Linked DNA regions of Homo sapiens: regions 2 and 3 are each linked to region 1. A link is a loop called in an ENCODE intact Hi-C map of the cell type or tissue named here. Cell type or tissue: heart left ventricle. All regions are shown on one strand. Each heading gives the region's core, and the rest is flanking DNA. Links, peaks and the distances in the headings are about the cores only. Region 1 overlaps ELMO1 (engulfment and cell motility 1). Region 2 overlaps GPR141 (G protein-coupled receptor 141). Region 3 has its middle 98 kb from the start of ANLN.

The links. A loop is a pair of places that touch in the nucleus more often than their neighbours do. Peaks named below come from ENCODE experiments on the same cell type or tissue, not always from the same donor. Only the 100,000 strongest peaks of a DNase experiment are listed, where the experiment ranks them.
Region 2: it touches region 1 in a loop (2.9-fold over the local background); 5 of 110 quality-filtered maps call a loop at or near these places.
Region 3: a loop joins it to region 1, with 10 times the contacts of the local background. A loop is called at or near these places in 73 of 110 quality-filtered maps.

The regions. Positions count from the first base shown.
Region 1 is chr7:37,197,479-37,204,863 of GRCh38, forward strand. The region is part of intron 13 of ELMO1 (engulfment and cell motility 1); the gene reads right to left. Among named protein-coding and RNA genes, the nearest start is that of ELMO1-AS1, 200 kb to the left of the region's middle. RefSeq lists enhancers at 1,541-1,600, 6,540-7,385. In heart left ventricle, for the core only: CTCF peaks have their summits at 1,775 and 4,299 (motif pointing left); a DNase peak (open chromatin) is centred at 4,263; H3K27ac peaks cover 614 bases.
Region 2 is chr7:37,728,475-37,735,859 of GRCh38, forward strand. All of the region lies in intron 2 of GPR141 (G protein-coupled receptor 141), which reads left to right. Among named protein-coding and RNA genes, the nearest start is that of GPR141, 48 kb to the left of the region's middle. RefSeq lists a silencer at 563-672. In heart left ventricle, for the core only: a CTCF peak has its summit at 3,907 (motif pointing left); a DNase peak (open chromatin) is centred at 3,897; H3K27ac peaks cover 40 bases.
Region 3 is chr7:36,484,240-36,491,624 of GRCh38, forward strand. No RefSeq gene overlaps it. Among named protein-coding and RNA genes, the nearest start is that of ANLN, 98 kb to the left of the region's middle. In heart left ventricle, for the core only: a CTCF peak has its summit at 3,689; no DNase peak of the experiment used is centred there.

The sequences.
Region 1 (7,385 bases), core at 1,669-6,668:
ATCACACTGAATTCAGAGGTAGGAAGGGCACTGTGACAAATAGTCACCACTTGAAAAAATGGAAAACAAAATAAAAAGTACCACAACAGCACACTGTCTCAGGAGAAAGGATAAAGATAGAAGGCATGCTAGCTTTGCGTGGAGCTGATTGATGGCCATCAAAAGCAGGTCAATGGGAAGCAGGTAACTGGATCACAGGACTCTTAACTGGTCATTCCTTCCCTCTCTTGCCTGCACCCCAGAATAACCAGCATGATTCTCAGGGGTGCTTTGATATGATCCTACTAGAGGCAAAATCACGAGTACAAGCACCTACAGAAAATCATCAGAGGAAGAGGTGCTGGATGCCTATAACTACCTTTCCCAGGTACCAGGACCCCATCACCACTCAGCCCTGCCAGACTCTGGTGGTCCTCTGTCCTAGCACTGTCCAGCCTAGGTCCAAGGCACTCTCCAAAGGGTATCGTGGATGGAGTCATCCAATTGAAAAATGCTTCCTGTCATGGACAGTAATATTGATTTAATATATGTTGTGGTTTTGAGTCTTATCTGCTTTTGAAAATCTGCACAAGAGCAGGCAGCATAAGGACATCCTCGGCCATGTGCCTACATGCTAATTCCTGAGTAGCAAAAATACAGAGCAAAAAATCCACCGCTTCCTTCACTAAAGAGGCTCTTTGAGGGGTATAAAAGTCCTGCACTGCTAAGCACTCTTACGAAATTCTCTAGAATTCATGGACTTTGGGATATGCCACTCCTGACAATTAACTGTTTTTGAAGCCATGTATTTCTACTCTCAGACCCAGCTGGTTATAGTCAAATGAAGAATGTCCCCAGTCATCTGGGTTACTGTAAATGCATTCTGCAGACTCATTTCCACCATCAGATCCAAATGACAATCATCAATTGTAAAAACTTACTAAAACTGGCTCCATGCCAAGGCTTCTCAGAACTTAACATCAATTAACTCATTAATGTCCATAACAAGCCTGGGTGGGAGATACGACTATATCCAACTCACTAATGAGGCAAGAAACACTTAGGTAAATTGTTCAAGATCACACAGCTAATGAGCAATGAAGCTGGGATGCAAAACCAGGCAGTCTGGCACCAAAGGCTGCACTCGTAAAAGCTATGTTTTATTAGCCTCAAACACAATTGACTTGCTTATACATTACGAGACCCTGACGTTTCTTTGCCCTTGGTTCCCTATGTGTCACCCTTGCACCTGCTGGATGGTGCCCTTTTGCTCCAAAGCGCCATGTGCAAAGAAAGGATGCCAAGGAAGTTTGCACAATACACTCAGGGACGAAGGATTGACACTGTTTAATATGTTGCCTCTCCTTCCGCCACAGCCAGGGGACAGAGTTATTGGAGATTTTGAGCTAAAAGGGGGAAGGAGGAAGATTCTGGCTGGAAAAGCATTTTTCTGAACCTGCTAAACTTACCCACTTAGAAGAGTCCCCACTAAGTCCTCCACTTCATGAACACATCAGAGCTGCTCTTTATTGAAGTGCCATCAGCCTGCAGAGTTTCTCACACACATGCCTTTGATAGGCGCGCCCCCTAGTGGACCAGAGAACAGATTCAACCCTAACTGCCCACAAATGTCCCTCCTAAGGCACCACAATGCGTGCTAAATAGGAAAGGAGTTTGGAAAAACAGGACTGGAAGAAACCTGTCTCTTCACCTGGTGTTCAATAACCATTCCTGAGAAATTGTGTCTGGAGTTAAAGTTAATTACCGTAAAAAGTAAGAAGAACGAAGGTCAAGTATTATCATGGTAATGAATCATAGGTCATTTGTTTTTAAAATTTTTCCCTTAAAATAGTTCCTCTAAAAATATGAAAACGGGCTGAACATGGTGGCCCACATCTGTAATCCCAGCATTTTGGGAGGCTGAGGTGGGAGGTGGAGGTTGCAGTGAGCCATGATGATGCCACTGCACTCCAGCCTGGGCAAAAGAACAAGACCCTGTCTCAAAACAAAACAAAGTTTTAAAAGTACAATTATTCATGCATCCCCTTTTCAGAAGGAGTCCACAGGTCATGGGTGCTTCTGAAATTAGATTACTCCCAGCAATAAGTACTCCTCCTTGCTCCCTCCCCATGCCGGAGTAGGAAGAAGGGAGTAACATATCCCATACGAAAGTCACCAAACAGATGGAAATGGTGGCAACAGCACATGCCTTGCAGCAAGAGCAAAACATGGGCCAACTCTTCACCTGAGACAGTGACAGAGAGCTTGTGTTAGGACTGTCCTTAGGGGCCCCACTGCACCAGTTTGGATGTCCTTTCTCAATGCAGCTGACAGCAAAGGTGGATCACAGAAGAAAGATCTGCAAGTATTCTAAGTGGGAGTTCTTGATCTCTCTGCACCCCTAGGAAGTATGATGATGCTACACTGAAGTGGAAATGGCCCCACGAGACCTTGAGTTATCTGAGAAGAGCCCACTGTGCAGAGGCCCTGCCCCATGACTTAATGTGCTTGGTTCACTTGGTTCAATGACAGGAAATAAACCTGATCTTCTTCAGTTTTTCAAGAGAGCTTTCCAAAGCTAACCTTTTCTTTCCTACATGTGCAGCTACAACTTGTTTTTTATCCCCCCACAGACAGATAGGGTTTCGCTCTGTTGCCCAGGCTGGAATTCAGTGATGTAATCATAGCTTGCTGCAGCCTTGACCTTCTGGGCTCAAGAGATCCTCCTGCCTCAGCCTCCCAAGCAGCTGGGACTACAGACGCATGCCACCAGGCCAAGCTAATTAATTTTTTTTTTTTTTTTGTAGAGACAAGAGTGTGACTTTATTGCCCAGGCTAGTCTTGAACTCCTGGCCTCAAGTGATCCTCTCTCCTCTGCCTCCCAAACTGCTGAAATTATAGGAGAGAGCCACTGTGCCCAACTAGCAGCTACAACTTTAAGACAACTCTGCATATAAAATTAAACATGAAGACAGTGCATGCCATTCTCTCTGTCATTTGACCAAAAGCATCCAAGAAAGACAGCACAGAGGCAACCCTGAACATGTACAGGCAGGGTGCTGGCAATCCTCTCTTCACCTGTGACGAATGGGCCACCTGAAAAGGATGCCCACCTGCCAATCAGTGAAGTGTGCAACCAAACTCCCTGACAGTTTTTGCTTGACCCATCAGCAGCTTCATAGGCCACCCACTTTCGCTTCTCTTCCCTTTTAAAATTCCCCTTTATGGCCAGGCGCCATGGCTCACACCTGTAATCCAAGCACCTTGGGAGGCCAAGGCGGGTGGGTCGCTTGAGCTCAAGAGTTTGAGACCAGCCTGGGCAACATGGTGAAATGCTGTCTCTACCACAAATACAAAAAAATAGCTGGGCCTGGTGGTGAGCGCCTGTGGTCCTGAGGTGGTAGGATAGCTGGAGCCCAGGAGGCAGTTGAGCCGAGATCGCACCACTGCACTCCAGCCTGGGTGACAAAGTGAGACTCTGTCTCAATAAAAAAAAAAAAAATACAAATAAAAATAAATTCCCCTTAATATTTTTAGGAGTGAGGAAAGAAAAGTTAGAGATAAAAAGAAAAGAATGCTCAAGAGGCTCGAATGCTCCCTACCATTAAAACAGAAATCTCAACAGTACCTCTGAACATACAGCTCCAGAAATGGCTACTGTTTAAAAAATTGAAAAATGATTCTAAAAGATTCTATTTACCTGAGAACCACATGTCAAGAGTCAGATCAAACTTCCCCATACAGCTTTGCATAACTCCCCACCAATGCTGGTTCACTTTAACTCCCTTTACTACCCTGCCCTCCTCACGTTATTACTGTCACATATTTTAATAATGGGACAGTACTTTCAACCCCCAAATACATTATTATTGTTTTTACAGCCAACATTCATAGACTTTCCATTTCCAGTGCATTCTTTCCTATATTTCCATGTTAAAGCAGAAAGCAAAAATTGCTTGCCCTACTTAAAATACTTTCATGACAGAGTAAGGAAAAATAACTGGGAATGAGAGTTGGGAGACTCAGGTCCTGGGAAAAAGCCCATCTGCCATGAACATCAGGCAAATCCCATTTAATAGGGGGGCCAGTTGCACATCCAACAATGCTTCTAGTTCCTACCGGGTCCTGATGAAAGCTTTAGAGCCCTCTAAGGAGACCCCAAGAACCCCTGTCTTGGCCTTTAAACTTTAAACAACTTCAAACGTTTCAGGCTTATAAGCAGGGTTGCAACGTAACAGAATGTCCCAGCAGCTGGTCAGCCAGAGTTCAGGGGACTGGCTGAGAGCCAATGGCTGTGTGTTTGCGCCATCTGGTGGCTATTTCTGCTCTGGTTCACTAAGGAATTTCCTGGCTTGTTGGGGCCAGGGATGCCTCAGAAGTTATTAGAACTGAGGTCTGCAGCATTTCAGATAGGAAAAGAGAGAGTCCGGTCTGATCAAAGTGTCAAGGAGGCTGACAGTGTAAGATCTGGTCCCTGAGGAACAGGCACATCTCTGTGAGTTCATGCAGCCTGAACCATCCCAGGTAATCCCTTTACCCATGTCCCCCAAGGATCCTTCAGGTGAAAGGGGCTGACTGGGTCTGGTGGACTGGCTAGGACTGGCAGAGCTTCCCTGCAGAGCACCCCGGGACCTCCTGCATTCTATATAGCTATAACTGTATAAGATTTCAGTAAATGTGTGTTTTTAAATATACTGTTATTTTACTTTTAGGTTTATGGGTTAAATCTAAAATGTATTTGAAAGCAAAGTACTTGTTTCAGAATACTATCCCAGTTATTAATAAGGGATATAGGGAAAAGTGATTCGATTGACAAAAACCTGCATTATCTTGTGCTTTCCAGAGATGCTCTGTGGCAAAAAGAGAATACCACAAAAATTAAGTGAATGTCAAAATTTAATTTCTCCAATTCCCATAAATGTATTCTAGATTCTTACTAATGCTGTCCTTGTACTCCAAGAGACTGCACCACATTCTTAGTGATGAAAGCCTATGATAAAATCACACTGGGATCGGTGCTGAAATATAAGGCAAGTCCACCATAGACTGGCTTCTCTTCACCTAGAATGATTTTTCTGAGAATTCACCAGGTTTTGGGGATGCGGTATTTTGGTATAGCAGCCATTTCAAGGCAGTTTCTGGCTTTAAAATAAATGAATTGAAACACAGTAAGTTATAATACTTCCCCTGTGAATTCCAACATGGTACTACTGAGCAGTACTGAATGATCTGTAGAAATTATTTAGCTTTTCCTTCTTACTGTAATTTATACTTCCCTCAGGTGGCCATTTTTCCCCATCAGAGAGAGAATATGGGGCCAGGCCATAGTGCAGGAAAAAAATGAGCCACCTCTTTTTCAGGGTTTGTGGGTCAAATTGGTCCCAATGGCTTAGGATGTATTTCAAGGGTGAGCCTGTTGATGTCTCAGTGTTTTCCATCTGAAAGACAAAACCGCCCATGGTTTTGGTTTGTTTCTCCCCCTCCCCAAGAACCCACAACTGTCCCTGGACCCTGCTGATCGGAATAGTTGTGCTCACTAATGCAGTAGCAGAAACAACCCCTCCCCAAGAACCCACAACGGTCCCTGGACCCTGCTGATCAGAATAGTTGCACTCACTGATGCAGCAGCAGAAACACTAGTTTTCCTCCCAGACCACAAGGAGGACCAAGAAGGTCAGATTTAGTGGCCTTTATTGACACATTCTCGAAAACCTGGACCCTTGCCTGTCCTCCTAGACCACAAAGAGGACTGAGCAAAATTGTATTTAATGGCCCTTACTGACACATTCTCGAAAACCTGTTAGAGTCTTAAGCATTCTCCCGTTAGTATTGGGACCTTACCCATGTCCTATAAAGATGTTATGCCCGAAAAATGAAGTGGAGGGTCGTACCCTGAGGGAGGGAAGGGATCTCCAGAGTTGGAAGAGTGATGTCTTTTGTCCTCACTTATATGAATAGGAAGGATACAATTTCTGAGGCTCACCATATCCTAGCTTCAGGAATAGCTTTTGTTAGGCCTGATTGTCTGAGGAGGGATCCTAAAATTCCAGATAGTCCCCCTACAATGGGGCTTTGGGCAAAAATTACATCTTTCTGATTGGTGAGCCCGGGCACCTAAAGAAGGTAACAGAGTCCTGGAGTTTATACTAGAAATAATTCTTATAGGAGAAACTAGAAAAGCACCAGAGACAGGGAGTGGTTTTTTAGAAGTGGGACTAGCCTCAGAGAAGAGAGGCGAGAGGAAGTTTGTCTGGCAGGCATTAGGACCCAGGCGGCAAGGGTCAGAATAGATAGGATAGATGGGCGAGTCTGCTTGGACGACATGCCTTTGAGAGTTCTGCTCATGGCTGCAGGGTCAACCAACTTGTTGTTGGGATCCCAGAGCTGAATGGCTTTCCTCTCTGTCGACCCTCGGCTCAGCCCAGAAGTACAGGAAAAGCAGAAGCTGGTTCCAGGCAAACCAACGCTCCCAACTCCGAAGAGTCAGGGATTGTTAGAGAGCCCTTTCCCAGAAAGCCTGACACGTGTGTCTTTAGTCTGGCAGCCACGCTAGTCGCTTTTAACTGGCCAACAGGTGCCCAGTATTTAGCCCCCGAATTCTAAGGAAAAATAGGACAGAATAGCAAGCAAAAGGGGTCCGACGGTACTCACCATTTGGCAATAGGCATTAGTCTCACCGCCTGGCGATGGGCGATGGTCCCATCTGGGTGGCCAAAATGTGTCTGGAATTGGTGGGTTCTTGGTCTTGCTGACTTCAAGAATGAAGCCATGGACCCTCACAGTGAGTGTTACAGTTCTTAAAGATGGTGTGTCCAGAGTTTGTTCCTTCTGATGTTCGGACATGTCCAGAGTTTCTTCCTTCTGGTGGGTTCGTGGTCTCGCTGACTTCAAGAGTGAAGCTGCAGACCTTCGCGGTGAGTGTTACAGTTCATAAAGGCGGCATGTCTGGAGTTGTTCATTCCTCCTGGTGGGTTCCTGGTCTCGGTGACTTCAGGAATGAAGCTGCAGACCTTCGCGGTGAGTGTTACACCTCATAAAGGCGGCACAGACCCAAAGAGTGAGCAGCAGCAAGATTTATTGCAAAGAGCAAAAGAACAAAGCTTCCACAGCATGGAAGGCGACCCAAAGGGGTTGCCGCTGCTGGCGCAGGTGGCCTGCTTTTTTTTCCCTTCTTTGGCCCCGCCCATATCCTGCCGATTGGTCCATTTTAAAGAGAGCGCATTGGTCCATTTTACAGAGTGCTGATTGGTCTGTTCTGACAGCATGCTGACTGGTGCATTTACAAACCTTTAGCTAGACACAGAGCACTGATTGGTGCATTTACAATCCTTTAGCTAGAAAGAAAAGTTCTCCAAGTCCCCCACCCGATTAGCTAGACACAGAGTGCTGACTGGTGTGTTTACAAA
Region 2 (7,385 bases), core at 818-5,817, 530 kb after region 1:
AATGTTATTTTTCAGGGTTCTATAAATTGTGTAGGACTCTCATTTTGTAGGCTGGTCTCTGATGTTGGCTCTACCATAGGTTTCTTATAAAACAGCCACAGAAACCACTTCCATATCTCACTTTTGACATTGATGTAGTCCTCAGGCCATGGACAATGACCACTGAGACCCAAGCAAGGTTGTGGGCAAGGCTTTGGGAAGGGGGTTGATAAGATACAAGGGAATAGCCACCAGCCAGGCCTCAGGAAGACCTGAGGAGCTCTCTTGTGTGTGGGATGAGATCAGACCAGAATCACAAGAGAATCATGCAGGCAGGATGGGAGAATCCTGGTGCACCAGGATAGGGCAGAGGCTTGTTTAGAGCTACAAATACCAGCAAGGCCTGGCCTGGTATGTCAGGTCAGCTAATATGTCAGTTCCCACAGCTCCCATAGACAATGGGATGCCAGGGAAAGTTTTTAAAAAGAGAAGTGAAATCATTGATGATGCAATTTGGACTTCATTCTAGTTGTTTAGCTGTACATTTGGGTCCTAGAGAAACAAGAAGCAAGCTGGAGGTATGAAAGAGAACATTCCAAGAATGACAGGTAAGTCTGAGTCACAGCTCGAGGCTGAAGGAAGGGGGTTAGAGAGGAGGTGTCCCTTGAAATAGAAGCTGAGGCCAGCTTGCAAAGGGCTTACATGTCATGGTAGGAACTCAGAGTTTTTTCTTTTCTCTAACAGTAACCAAAGAAGGATTTTAAGCAGAGACATGACAGAGGGCAGGGGAAAATCAGAGTTTGAGGCCAGGCTTCATGATGACCTTCCAAGGTCAATCACAGAGGTAAAGAGGGGATCCTCATGTGGAACAAGGAGGTCCACAGCCAGCCAGAGAGGCAGCCCTGTCCCCTGAGAGAGCTGGCTCTGGGTTTGCAGTTTATTTCTGGGATCCTGATGTCAGTTGTTGGTCTAGATCCAAATGTGGCCATATCCAAAAAATGTTTAATCCAGTCAGGGCACTTTTTCACCATTATTTCACCCATTCAGTTAACAACTCATGACCACTATTTAAAAATTATATGCTAGTTTTGAAAGAAATTCAAAGTTAAAAACAAGTCCACAAATGACTAAAATAATTAAAACAGAGAATAAGACAACAAAGGTAGGACTGAAAGGCACCTGTAAAGCTTTTTGAGAAAGGAGCTGAGAATGTCCCGGGGGCCTGAAGGGCTTGAAAGAAAATGCAGTCTGTGTTTACACCTCAAAGATGTGCAAGACTGTGTGAGTGGGGGTAATATTTTGGGAAGAGAAAGCGCAATGAAGATATATAGGTGAAATATCTAAGTAGCATCAACAAATAACTGTTGTTAATGTTGTTTAAAAAACAATTCCCTGGCTTCTTGTATTTGGAATGGATTGTCTCCGTGGAAGCAGAAACTACCTCTCTCTTACCTTCTTTCAGGTTTTCCTGGGATCAGCTGCACTCCTTAGCAAAAGTATATTGGAGAATCAACTGAGAAAGTAACTGAGACATTTCAATCATTTCTAGGTGTAAAGAAAGACCAGATCCCAGGAAAATATTACGGTCAGTTCAATGCCTAAGTATAACACCAGCATCACTGGCTGGGACCCTCAGAACCTACTCTCCTATTTTCCCTTCATCTTCTTCTCTTCTTTCTTTTTCTTATTCCTTTTCTTTGTTTCCCCCCTTCTTTCTCTTCTCTCTTTTCCTCCCTCACTTTCTTGATCTCTCGCTCTCTTTCATGAATTCACTGAATCATTGCAGAAGTACTTGACACATACCATGTTCCAAATTCTGAGCTACGGCACATGCTATATTTTTCTACAAAATAAAGTGTGAGGTGGATCTCTAAATAATAATAACAAGTGTATCTCAAACAGTCTATCCTGGGCACCTTGTAAGCTTCAGTTGTTTTCTCTTCAAAGTGCCTGTGTCCCAAAGCTCAGGACAAATTTCAAAACCTGAACCTGAATATTAAGAAATCTAAACATATATCATCTAAAGCTGGCATCCAGGAAAACAGAGCTTTTCGTTTGATCAGAGACTGCATATTTCTTACCTGCAAGTGTTTGTTTTAACCACACTTGGCAGGTTCTGTATATAACACGCGTCAAAGCCATCAGTTGCACTTGTTTTTGTGACTGCAGGTGCTGGCTTGCTTGTTCCAGGGTCCCAGGGCCCGGCCATGGCCATGGTGTTTGTCTCTCAGGCTTGTCTGTCTCATACCTGGCAGGCTCACTGCTTCACAGCTCACTGTGTCTCTCAGACATTCTCTTGGCTTTCCCACAGTCTCAGGGACTGTTCTAAATAGCAAGCTAATATTCTGAAGTGAGGTATTGGAAGCATTTCTGAGAAGCATTTATTATTTTTGTATGTGCTCAATTTTTTAGCAATGAAGACATTTCCTTTCAAGGTTGTTAAGCTTTGAACTTTCCATTTTGTGAAAAGGCTCGAAATTTCCTTCATTCTTTGTGGGCATCCAACTCTAACAGACACATAAATTAATAGACTAGGAAATATTTAACGGTCTAAGTTCAAACAAATATGTTTACTTTGGCTGAATTGATGTTGCTATTAATTGCTATTGAAATAAACCACTGTACAAAGAAATATGCCCTGGAGGATAAATGTGACACTGCTAAAATTAAAACTCAAATGAGAATTATCTGCAGATTTTAATGTTTCAAATTCAATTTGGAGAATTCAGTTCTTTAATGTAATACTGATAAAATCATGTTATTGATCCTGCATACTCATCTCTTCTCAGGGATTAGAGACAGGCTGTTACGAGTATGTAGCAATCCCCCTTGTACCTGCATAGGTGGGGAGGTGATTGTCCAGCTCTGCTGGTCGGGCACTGGATGTAGTCATGGCTGCAAGCAAGTCATGCACGTGGAGAACGAGGTGTCTCTCTGAAAGAAATGTAGAGAGAAAATTTTAGGTCAACTAATTAAAAATTCCCATCAATCTCTAGAATAGCATCCCATATGCAAAGGAATACTCTGTCGCCCAGGCTGGAGTGCAATGGCAGGATCTCGGCTCACTGCAAGCTCCGCCTCCCGGGTTCACGCCATTCTCCTGCCTCAGCCTCCCGAGTAGCTGGGACTACAGGCGCCCGCCACAACGCCCGGCTAATTTTTCTTTTTTTTTGTATTTTTAGTAGAGACGGGGTTTCACCGAGTTAGCCAGGATGGTCTCAATCTCCTGACCTCGTGATCCGCCCGCCTCGGCCTCCCGAAGTGCGGGGATTACAGGCGCAAAGGAATACTTCTTATACAGATATATAATTTTTTTGTCCCATTAGGAAAAAATTGTGCCCCAATCGCTTTCTGTCCTTTCTTACTAAATGTGAATCTTGAAATGTTTATTGCTTCATGGTGTTCCTCCATTTGGCCCCATCCTAGTTCTTGCTTTGCTTTTAGATGCTGGGGAGCCATCTTGGGAGTAGGGTGCCCATTACATGAGATGAAGTGGTCTTCAAGGGGACAATAAGGGAGTAAGTGCCTTGTAGAAAGAAGCAAAGTAAAGAGGAAGAGAGGTTTCTTTGTTTGTTTTTTTTATTTTTATTTATTTATTTATTTTATTTTTTTATTATACTTTAAGTTCTAGGGTACATGTGCACAACGTGAAGGAAGAACTTTCTAACTTCTCCTTTTCTTTCTCTCTCTCTTTTTTTTTTTTTTTTTGAGATGGAGTCTCACTCTGTCACCCAGGCTGGAGTGCAGTGGCGTGATCTCGGCTCACTGCAACCTCTCTTTTTGTTATTAGGTTGTTGCAAAAGTAATTGCGGTTTTTGTCATTGCTTTGAATGGCAAAAACCGCAATTACTTTTGCAACAACCTATTACCTAGGCTAGAGTCAGAGCCCCCTCACCTTGAGAGTGATGAGTTGCGAGAGTCTGCCCCCAGCAGGCAGATTGAGAGAGTGCATGGTTTAGCAGAAGGATAATTTTAGCTGTAGTCCATGGGACAGAATGGAGATGTTGCAATTTGATGCAGATCATCTGAAAGTCTTGTGCAATGTCCTGATTAAGTGTGGACAGAGCACCATAAAAAAGGAATTTGGAAGTTGGAAACATGCTGAGTTCAGGCAGACATAAAAGGCAGCATCTGGAAAACCTATCAGGACTCAATTTCAGGACAAGTGATCATAGGTAGGTGGGATCATGGAACTTGACCTCAAGGTTACACTATAGGAACAATAAATAGGTTATGAAGATAATGAGCAGATAAACAGCACCACCAAGGAGTCTCAGTAATAGATATGTAACAAAGGAGCAGAGCAGGACTCTTTATAAGAGCTAGATGGTCGTAAGGAGAGGATTGGCACAGCAGTGGTTCATGCAGAATCTCCTGAGACGCAGATAAAACTTAGTTCTGATTGGGAGAAGGTTATTACAAAGCTTGAGGTGGAGATGTAGTCACAGGAAAGTAGCAAGAATATATGGGGGAGCTGAGACATGAAGAGGCATTTCCTAGAAGGGAAAATTAGGCTTTAAAGTCAGGCAGATGGGTTTGCCTGGGAAACAATCAAGAGCGCTGAGTCTGAGCCAGGGAGCTGGTGGGGAGTGAGCCAAAGTGTGTCAGGTAAGGCAGAGAACCAAAACCAGATATCAGGTGACAAGTCAAGAATGAGTAACATAGAGTACATGAATAGGTCTGGGCGGGGCTGAGAAGATATGGACTTGGCTCTATGTGCTTGGCTAGCTGAATGTTTTGCAGCTATATCTACAGGTGCTTTTATTATCATACAGCCTGGCAAGGAATGTTATTATAAACAGCTTGGGTCCTAGGTTTTGGGATGGGAAGAAGCCCCAGCTCCTGGGAATAACTGTGATGTCACCATAACACATGGTGACTTGTCCCAGCAAATGGAGCAGGGACGTGGATGAGGAAAACCACAGATAAGTATTACAGCCAGGCAGGGTGGCTCACGCTTGTAATCCCAGCACTTTGGGAGGCTGAGGCGGGTGGATCACCTGAGGTCAGGAGTTCAAGAAGAGCCTGGACAAAATGGTGAAACTCCGTCTCTACTATAATACAAAAAATAAGCCAGGTGTGGTGGCAGGCACCTGTAATCCCAGCTACTCCGGAGGCTGAGGCAGGAGAATCACTTGAAGCCGGGAGGCGGAGGTTGCGGTGAGCCGAGATCCCAGCACTGCACTCCAGCCTGGGTGACAGAGTGAAACTCCATCTCAAAAAAAAAAAAAAAAAGAAAAAAGAAAAGAAAAAAAAAGTATTGCTAGGATTAGCATCACTGTTAGTTACCATTCCAGTTATTGCCCACTTGCTAGACCCCTCAGAAAAACAGAAGTTTGCAGGAATTTTGCAGCCAAAAGGTGATGTTTAAAATATTCCTAGAAGATTTTTTCCACTTCATACGTTGGATATTTATCTCATAAATTAATCAATATTGGCCGAGTATCGTGCCCCATGCCTGTAATCCCAACATTTTGGGAGATCAAGGCAGGTGGATTTCTTGAGCCGAGGAGTTTGAGACCAGCCTGGGCAACATGGTGAAACCCTGTCTCCACAAAAAATACAAAAGTTAGGCCAGGCGTGGTGGTGCACACCTGTAGTCCTAGCTACTGGGAAGGCTGAGGTGGGAGGATCACTTGAGCACAGGAGATCAAGGCTGCAGTGAACCATGATGATGCCACTGCACTCCAGCCTGGGCAACAGAACAAGACTGTCCCAACTCATTAATTACTCAATTAATCAATATTAATTATTATGTTGTATATTGTTTTAATTTTGCATAAATTATCTAATTTGTCTCATAACGACTATATGAGGTAGGTAGGGCTTATCCACATTTTAGGTGAGAGAAATAAGCCTCAGAGAGGTTAAGTAGTTTGTTCACAGTAACACTGCAAACAGTAGTAGAAGCAAGAATTGAAGTAACGCATTGTTCTCTTAGCTACATGTTATGAATATTTAATTACTCTTCCACTTCATATTTAGAGACTATCTTCTATGTGTTGGCTATTGCTATGGATAAAAGAGTGGAAAATAATAAAAACATGCACAGTCCTTGTCCTTGTGGAGCTTAGGAGCTTACAATCTAGGGGAAAGAGGGAAGATACCAGCAACCAGCACCCATTAACCCAAGTGATTATTTAATCACCCTTGTAGAGGTGATTCTTTTATCTTCAGAAGAGGAGAAAAGAGAAGGTCAGATAGATCTCATGTAGTGTAGGAGTTCTCTGACTTATCTTCTGAAAGAGATCTTACCAAGTAGATCTTACCTAGTATGGGAGTCAGAGAAAACTTCCCTAAAGAACTGATAGTAGACTTAAGACCTGAAGGATTAGTAGATGGATGGGGAGGGGAGAGAAGAGGTGTTGGTGCTAAGGCAAGAAAGAGCTTGAGGCATTGAGTGAAGATAAGGTGTTATGGAGTGTGGCTGCTGCCAGCAGGGATTAGATGATGCACTTTAAAATGTACAAATAACAGTACTATAACATATTTACATTATAATTGAAATTTATAAAAGTTAGGGAACTAATCTTTGTATGTTGGGGAGGAAGTTACCTTTCTCTTGTTAATTCAATTAATTTCAAGACTGTAAGAATGTATTGCACTACTGAAACATTAAAAATTGCGTTAGCTTCTGCATCTTCATGGGATGGAAGGTTGATCAACTGATTAGAGCTCCCACCAGGAATAATCCAAGAAATCAAATAAAGTAAAATACAGAAGTTATTTGCTTGAAGACAGTGGAGCACAGCTGAGGCAATTAGTGAAGAGGTCATGACTCCCAAGGAGAGAAAAGCTCAAAGCAACTTCTTTCACAACAGTAGCTTTTCCAATTCAGAGCTGAGAATCCAAATTCTTCACCAATGCATGAAGACATTTTGATGAATTCTGGGACTTGGGGGGATGGGAGACTAATATCCTAAGCCTTAAAACAGCTGAAAAATATAGCAAAGATGTCAGCAGTTTTATAAGACCAGGATTTGAAGTCAGGCCAGATTCATCAGAAAAAGTGGTCAGAGATAAGACTATTGACTGTAGCTAAAATTACAAAGGGGGCTAAGGAGACCCAGAAGTACACTAAGCCTTACTAGAACTGCAAACAAGGCTTGACTCAAAATAATGTTAGTATAGTGGCAGAAAGGATGACCCCTCTCAAGGAAAAGAACATTACTTGGAACCACTACCTTTTTTAAGAAAAATATACAGAATTTATTAGTAAATTACTAGACATATCAAAGGAAAAGATTACATAATGGAAAACCAAGAGAAAAAAACAGATAATAGAAGTATATCTATAAATGTTCTTGACGAGCCTTTTGAAATAACTATGATTAAAGTATTTAAGAAATTAAAGGAAAAGGTGAAGAAAATGAAATAGATGAGAAAATTTCACAAAGTAGAATGTG
Region 3 (7,385 bases), core at 1,622-6,621, 710 kb before region 1:
TGTGTGTGTGTGTGTGTGTGTGTGTGTGTGTGTGTGCATGTGAACGCATGCGTGGACATATGCATTCATCATAAATAGACTGTAAGTCCCACTTAACTATATCACTATATTAATTTGCTCATTCCCTTGGTAAAATTCTTTGGTAACCATCAGAGGCTAGTGGAATGCTCCCTAACAGGTGTGTGCATTTCTGTTTCTACAAGCAAATGTCAGAAGAGTCAATAGTGTTTGCTCCCAAACGTGATCGTACCAGTTGTAAATGACATACTGTAAATGTCATAGTTAAACATTATATAAACTGAAAGTGTGAAAATGAAATTTTTAAACAATAACTCAGAGATTCTATAAAGATTAACTGCCGAGCGCAGTGGCTCACGCCTGTAATCTCAGCACTTTGGGAGGCCAAGGCGGGCAGATCATGAGTTCAAGAGATCGAGACCATCCTGGTGAAACCCCATCTCTACTAAAAATACAAAAATTAGCTGGGTGTTGTGGCACGCACTTGTAGTCTCAGCTACTCGGGAGGCTGAGGCAGGAGAATCGCTTGAACCCGGGAGGTGGAGGTTGCAGCGAGCTGAGGTTGCGCCACTGCACTCCAGCCTGGGTGACAGGGTGAGACTCCGTCTCAAAAAATAAAAATAAATTAAAAAAAAGAAACTGCGGCCATATTAAGTACAAAAGGGAAAAAGAGTAGAAATCTAGAAGAACAATGCTCTGAGATTACTTCATCAGTTTCTTTAAATTTAGTTCTCTTTAGAGACCTGGACAGTGCACATTGTTTGTTTACATAAGGAAGAGGTTATATAATTCATTCTACAGACTCCTGCTTAAAGAAAAGGGCTGTGCTTACAATACATGTGATGAATAAAAAGGAATATTTGAGCTGTGTGTGTATGCAATCTCTTATTTTGCTTTCTCACTTGATGTGACTTTTTCAATTAATTGATTGCATTAGATAAAAGGGCTTCTTCTGAATTTTAATTTTAACACTTTCTCCTGTCACAGTAAGGTTGTGTACAATAAATTCTGTTTTTAAGAAAAGGAATGTTTTGAGCTCACTGGCTGGAAGTGTTTTAGAAAAACTCTTAAGCCTGGTCATAAAACTAACTCTTGAATTCCACTGTTTGTCTCAGAGCAGTGGCAAGAATAGCTGAAAAGTTAAGCAATAGGTTTGACAACAAAATAGGTAAGTCATCTCAAGCGACTCTTGACATGTTTCAAATGCAGAACATATCAGGGTTGGAAGATATTGTCATTGCTGACCTTGACACACTGGCTAGTGGGAATTAATTTATAAAAGGTAAATAACCAAGGACTCTCGGATAGGACTCCATCCCTTTTTCCTTCCCTCCCTCCCTCTCTCTTTTAACATAAATAGTTTATAACCTCCATTTGTCTTAAGGCATAAGAAGATCCCAGACCTATTCCTGATGGCCAATACAAACACACACAGTGATCATATTCCTGGAACTAGAAGTCCAGAAAACTGGTTTACCAGTGAGACAGAATATTTGAAATTGGGACATTAATTTTACTTTTTGTTATGGATTTATGTAAATAAAGTTTTGTGACTATTGCTAAAATTACTGAGAATATAAATTTGGACCCTGCCTGGAGGGTTACCTGTAATAATTTTTATTCTTTCCCTGAGTAAGCCTTTGGTGGTGAGAGACAACTCTCTTAGCCAAAGGAGAATTCAAAGTCTCACTCCAGGATCTGCAGATAAGAGGCTGTTAGGAAGTGGAAAAGAGCATCATGGGAGATTCGTGTTTTTACAAAGGCTCAGGACAGTGGCTTCTCAGACAACAGGGCCCCTCCCTTGGGCTCCAAGCTTTGGACTGCCTCCCTGCCCCCCTCCTCCAGCCCATCTCCAACCTTGCACCTCCTCTGCAAGGCCAAGGGGACATGACCACCCAGGGCCTGCGTTTCCCTTTCTGGACCATGTGCAGGTATCTGGTCCTCAGAATTCCCCACCCAAATGGCTGGAGTCTGCTTCTGGGGCTGTGTGGGCCTCTTTCCTGGATGGAAGGATAACCAAGATCCCTAACCCTGAGAGGTCACTTAATTACTAATGGACAGCTTCCATAGTTTTTGTCCGTGTCCAACTTAAGACCAACCAGAGAAAGCCAAATATGTTTCCCTAACCAATCACATAGGATGCCCTGCTTCTTCCTAACCACCTCCAGCTTCCCCATGCCAACAGCCTCTAATCAGGGCACACTGGAGCATTCCCCATTTTTTTCCCTGCTATAAAGCCTTCCTCTGCCTGCCTTTGAGTCTCTGCCAAATTCGAGTGACAGTAGCTGACTCCCTTGCTAGAGCAAGTTCTGAATAAATAGTCCTTCTCTGTTCTCCTTTGGGTAATCTTTGTTTATTTCCACAATTGCCACAGTTTTTCAGTCTCCCTGATTTTCATATCTAGGCCGAAGGCGAAGAATGATTAATCAAAATATTTGTGTCTTTATTATTTATTTAATACATTTAAATGTTATGTAAAATTTTCTGAGGAAGAGTGAAAAAATTAAAAGTATTGACTGTTGGGAACCTAATTATATATATATATAATTGATTGCATTAGATAAAAGGGCATATATATATATATTTATATATATATATATTTATATATTTATATATATATATATTTATATATATATATTTATATATATTTATATATATATATATTTATATATATTTATATATATATTTATATATATTTATATATATATTTATATATATTTATATATATATTTATATATATTTATATATATATATATTTATATATACATACTCAGAAGAAGCCCCCTACCTTTGTTTTTTGAGACAGGGTGTCGCTCTGTTGCCCAGGCTGGAGTGCAGTGGTGTGATCTCGTTTCACTGCAACCTCAGCCTCCCTAGTAGCTGGGATTACAGGCATGTGCCTCCATGCCTGGCAAATTTTTGTATTTTTAGTAAAGACAAGGTTTCACAATGTTGTCCAGGCTGGTCTCGAACTCCTGACCTCAAGTGATCAGCCCGCCTCATCCTCCCAAAGTGCTGGGATTACAGGCATGAGCCACCACACCTGGCCCAGAAGAAGCCCTTTTATCTAATGCAATCAATCAGTTTAAAAAGTCACATAAAGTGGGAAAACATAAAAAGAGATTGCCCATACAGCTCAAATATTCCTTTTTATTTATCACATGTATCATAAGAATAGGGCTTTTCTTTGAGCAGGAGTCTGTAGAATGAATTGTATTAGGTTGGTGCAAATGTAATTGTAGTTTTTGCCATTACTTTTAATAGTGGTTTTTGCAATTAAAAGTAATGGCAAAAACTGCAATTACGTTTGCACCAACCTAAATATACAACCTCTTCCTTATGTAAACAACCAATGTGCACTGTCCAGGTCTCAAAGAGAACTAAATTTAAACACACCTGTGAAAAAAAGATATGTATATTTGTGTATGTCTTTTATTTTAATTCTTATAAAAGAGTTCTTTAAAAAATATTTACATTTATGTTTTCTTTTAACAACTTGATTAATATCTCAGTCTACTAGTGTGACTATCAGTCTGTTAGTGTGAATTTGCCGGATTTATGATGAAAATTTTGGAAGGAGATCAGCACTTGAGGAAATAACACTGGCTTGTCAAAGTTTATAACTTCAGCTTTAAGTGGTACATGTACACTTGCAGTTTCCAATCTCACCCATCAGATGGTGCCAATACTTCACTAGTAGTTTTGCCACAATGCTTTGATATCCTCCGATGTGGCATTTGAAAAGCATTGAAAGATTGATTACTTATGCTCTTGATAAAGTTAAGGATTTTATTATTAATTCAGCTTTAGATGTAGTTAAAAATGAGTACAAGTGTATGACACCCTTCAGATAAACGTATGCTAAAGAATTAAGCAGCCTGAAATGAATGGAGAGCTATTTATTTTTTATAGTTGTATCTTACTGTATATTTAATTTATGCAATTCCCCAAAACCAGTGCTTCTTCTTCTTCCTTTTTTTTTTTTAAATTATACTTTAAGTTCTGGGATACATGTGCAGAATGAGCAGGTTTGTTACATAGGTATACACGTGCCATGGTGGTGTGCTGCACCCATCAACCCCTCATCTACATTAGGTATTTCTCCTAATGCTATCCTTCCACTAGCCCCCCACCCCCTGACAGGCCCCAGTTTGTGATGTTCCCCTCCCTGTGTCCGCATGTTCTCATTGTTCAACTCTCACTTATGAGTGAGAACGTGCAGTGTTTGGTTTTCTGTTCCTGTGTTAGTTTGCTGAGATTGATGGTTTCCAGCTTTATCCAGGTCTCTGCAAAGGACATGAACCCATCCTTTTTTATGGCTGCATAGTATTCCATGGTGTATATGTGCCACATTTTCTTTATTCAGTCTGTCATTGATGGGCATTTGGATTGGTTCCAAGTCTTTGCTATTGTGAATAGTGCTGCAATAAACATACGTGTTCATGTGTCTTTATAGTAGAATGATTTATAATCCTTTGGGTATATACCAGAGATTGCTGGGTCAAATGGTATTTCTGGTTCTAGATCCTTGAGGAATCGCCACACTGTCTTCTACAATGGCTGAACTAATTTACACTCCCACCAACAGTGTAAAAGCGCTCCTATTGCCCCACATCCTCTCCAGCACCTGTTGTTTCCCGACTTTTTAATGATCACCATTCTAACTGGCATGAGATGGTATCTCATTGTGGTTTTGATTTGCATTTCTCTAATGACCAATGATGATGAGCTTTTCTTTCATATGTTTTTTGGCCGCATAAATGTCTTCTTTTGAGAAGTGTCTGTTCATATCCTTTGCCCACTTTTGGATGGGGTTGTTTGTTTTTTTCTTGTAAATTTGTTTAAGTTTGTTTAAGTTCCTTGTAGATTCTGGATATTAGCCCTTTGTCACATGGATAGATTGCAAACATTTTCTCCCTATTCACTCTGATGATAGTTTCTTTTGCTGTGCAGAAACTCTTTAGTTTAATTAGATCCCATTTGTCAATTTTGGCTTTTGTTGCCATTGCTTTTGGTGTTTTAGTCATGAAGTCTTTGCCCAAAACCAGTTCCTACAAGTTAGATCTTTCCAAATTTCCATGTGCTTGCCATCTGCTGCATTGCAGACCAGCCATGTAGTATGAAAACTTGCTCTGAAGCTGCACTCCTAACTGCACTAATTGTTAAATCACAATTACTTTTGCACCAACTGAATAGCTCCTAGAGTGCTTCCTGGAGTCGGCAGTTTGCACCTACCCTGGGAGGGAGAAGGCAAATCACTCAGTGCTCCTCAGTGTCTTTTCCAGGCTCCTGATGGAGTTCAGCAGGCTTCTACGGTATGGCCATTCCTTGTTTCCTTTAACTTGACTCCATTCATTTGTTCAATGGTGTTTCCTGAACAAGAGAGGTTATAACTTTTCCTCCTTAAGCTTTGTGCCTTGAGACTCAAGTGCTGTCTAGAAGTAGCGGAATGCTTTGCCCAGAAACTCTGCTTCTCTTTTGGAAGATGACCCTGAACTCACTGATATCATAGAATTTACTCAAAACAGCCATAAACGCTCACATAAGCTCTTTTATCATAAATTGAAAGCATACATAGGAGGTCTTGGTACTCAATGAACTGGGCATAGGGGATTTATAAATTAATAATCAAATGAGGATGTCCTCTGGTTCACAGTTCCTTATCTGAAATTCTTTGGGCCAGATGTACTTTGGAATTCAGAACGTTTTGAATATGTAGAGCTAATATTATGCATATGCTATATATTACATAATGCTCTGGAAGGGTCTAGGACAACTCCCTATAATCAACCCATTAATTTTTCTGCAGGGAAACATAAATGTTCATATTAAGTGGGATAAATAAAGCCTAAATGTCCTCATGTCATGGCAGGTCAGGGTGTGCCTCCAAAGTGAGCTATGAAACAAATCTTTGGTTGTCAGAGCTTTTTGGATTTGGAGAATGTGAATAAGATAATGTGGACTTGTGTTAGGTGCTTTATGTGTTGTTTCATCTAGTCCTCATAGAAGTCCTGTGTTAAATATAAGGATATACGAATATGAGGAGCCTGAGGGTCAGAGTGGTTAAGTAGCTTTCCTAATGTTCCACGGCAGAGCCAACACTCAAACTGGCCTGGCTCTAAACAGGCTTAATGTTGCATCGGTTTCCACTTTATAAATTAGTAAAATGCTAAAACTTCAAGTTCCTTGCCTATGTTTGGCTTTTTGCCAATATTCTGCATTATTTTTTATTTTCTTTGGCATCCATGAGAAAGAATATGGTTGCATAGTGAACAATTTGCTCTCTGATGGATGGAGGGAAAGGCTCTTGCTGGCACCTTTGCAGAGCACCGTACTGGCTTGGGGAGGGAGCAGGGTTGCAGTGCTGGAGAACAAAACAGTCAGCTCTGCAAATGTCAGATTTTCCAGTGGTTGGAGACTCCTGCAGTGCACTTGGTCCACACAGCTAGTCAACCTTGATGTTGTCTGCAAAATGATCCAACATCTCATTAACGTCTCTCACTTCCTTTTGCGCATTGTGCACTAGCTTGGATTTCTGCTCCTTTGAATGGGGACATCAGAAGTCACTTGGCTTAATCAAGTTGTCAGCAGGCCAGGGAGGAACTGTTGGCTTTATTCTGTGCATTGTCTCAGGATGGGAATGAATTAAAGTAGTTATATTTTAAAATTATGCTTTCAAGGCAATTCATAAACCATGTTCCTTTTTTGCATCCTAATTATCCTTTTTCTCCTTTCCCTTATTTCTTTCCCTGTGCCAAACTATAACCCATTTATAGTCTAAAGTTTAGGGGTATACAATAGTTATATTTTAAAATTGTGCTTTCAAGGTAATTCATAAACCATGTTCCTTTTTTGCATCCTAATTATCCTTTTTCTCCTTTCCCTTATTTCTTTCCCTGTGCCAAATTATAACCCTATTTATAGTCTACAGTTTAGGGGTATACAATCTTTTTCTTCCCTGTTGTTTCTTTCTTGTAATGAAATTAGTAACTTAGCAAAAGCATGGACGAGAGCTCTTTTTATATACCTGTAAAAATATTGCAGGAAACAATAAACTTTGTAACATTTTAATGGACTAAATCTTTTATAGACTTTGAAGATTTGTTAGAAAAATTATTCATCTATAGGACTACATATACCAATATGTCATTCTTAAGGTGCTTTTAAAAGTCCTCCTTGGCTAATTTTTATGAAGGTAGATAGTAGATACACATATTCATGCGTTCACACACCCAGCCTTCCATCTGTCCATAATATTTATATGCAATGATATGCACAAACCATATGTGTTTCATTCCATGAGTTTCGGTAAGTGCATCTATTTATGTAACTGAAACCTTTATCAAAATAGATTATTCCAGAAAATT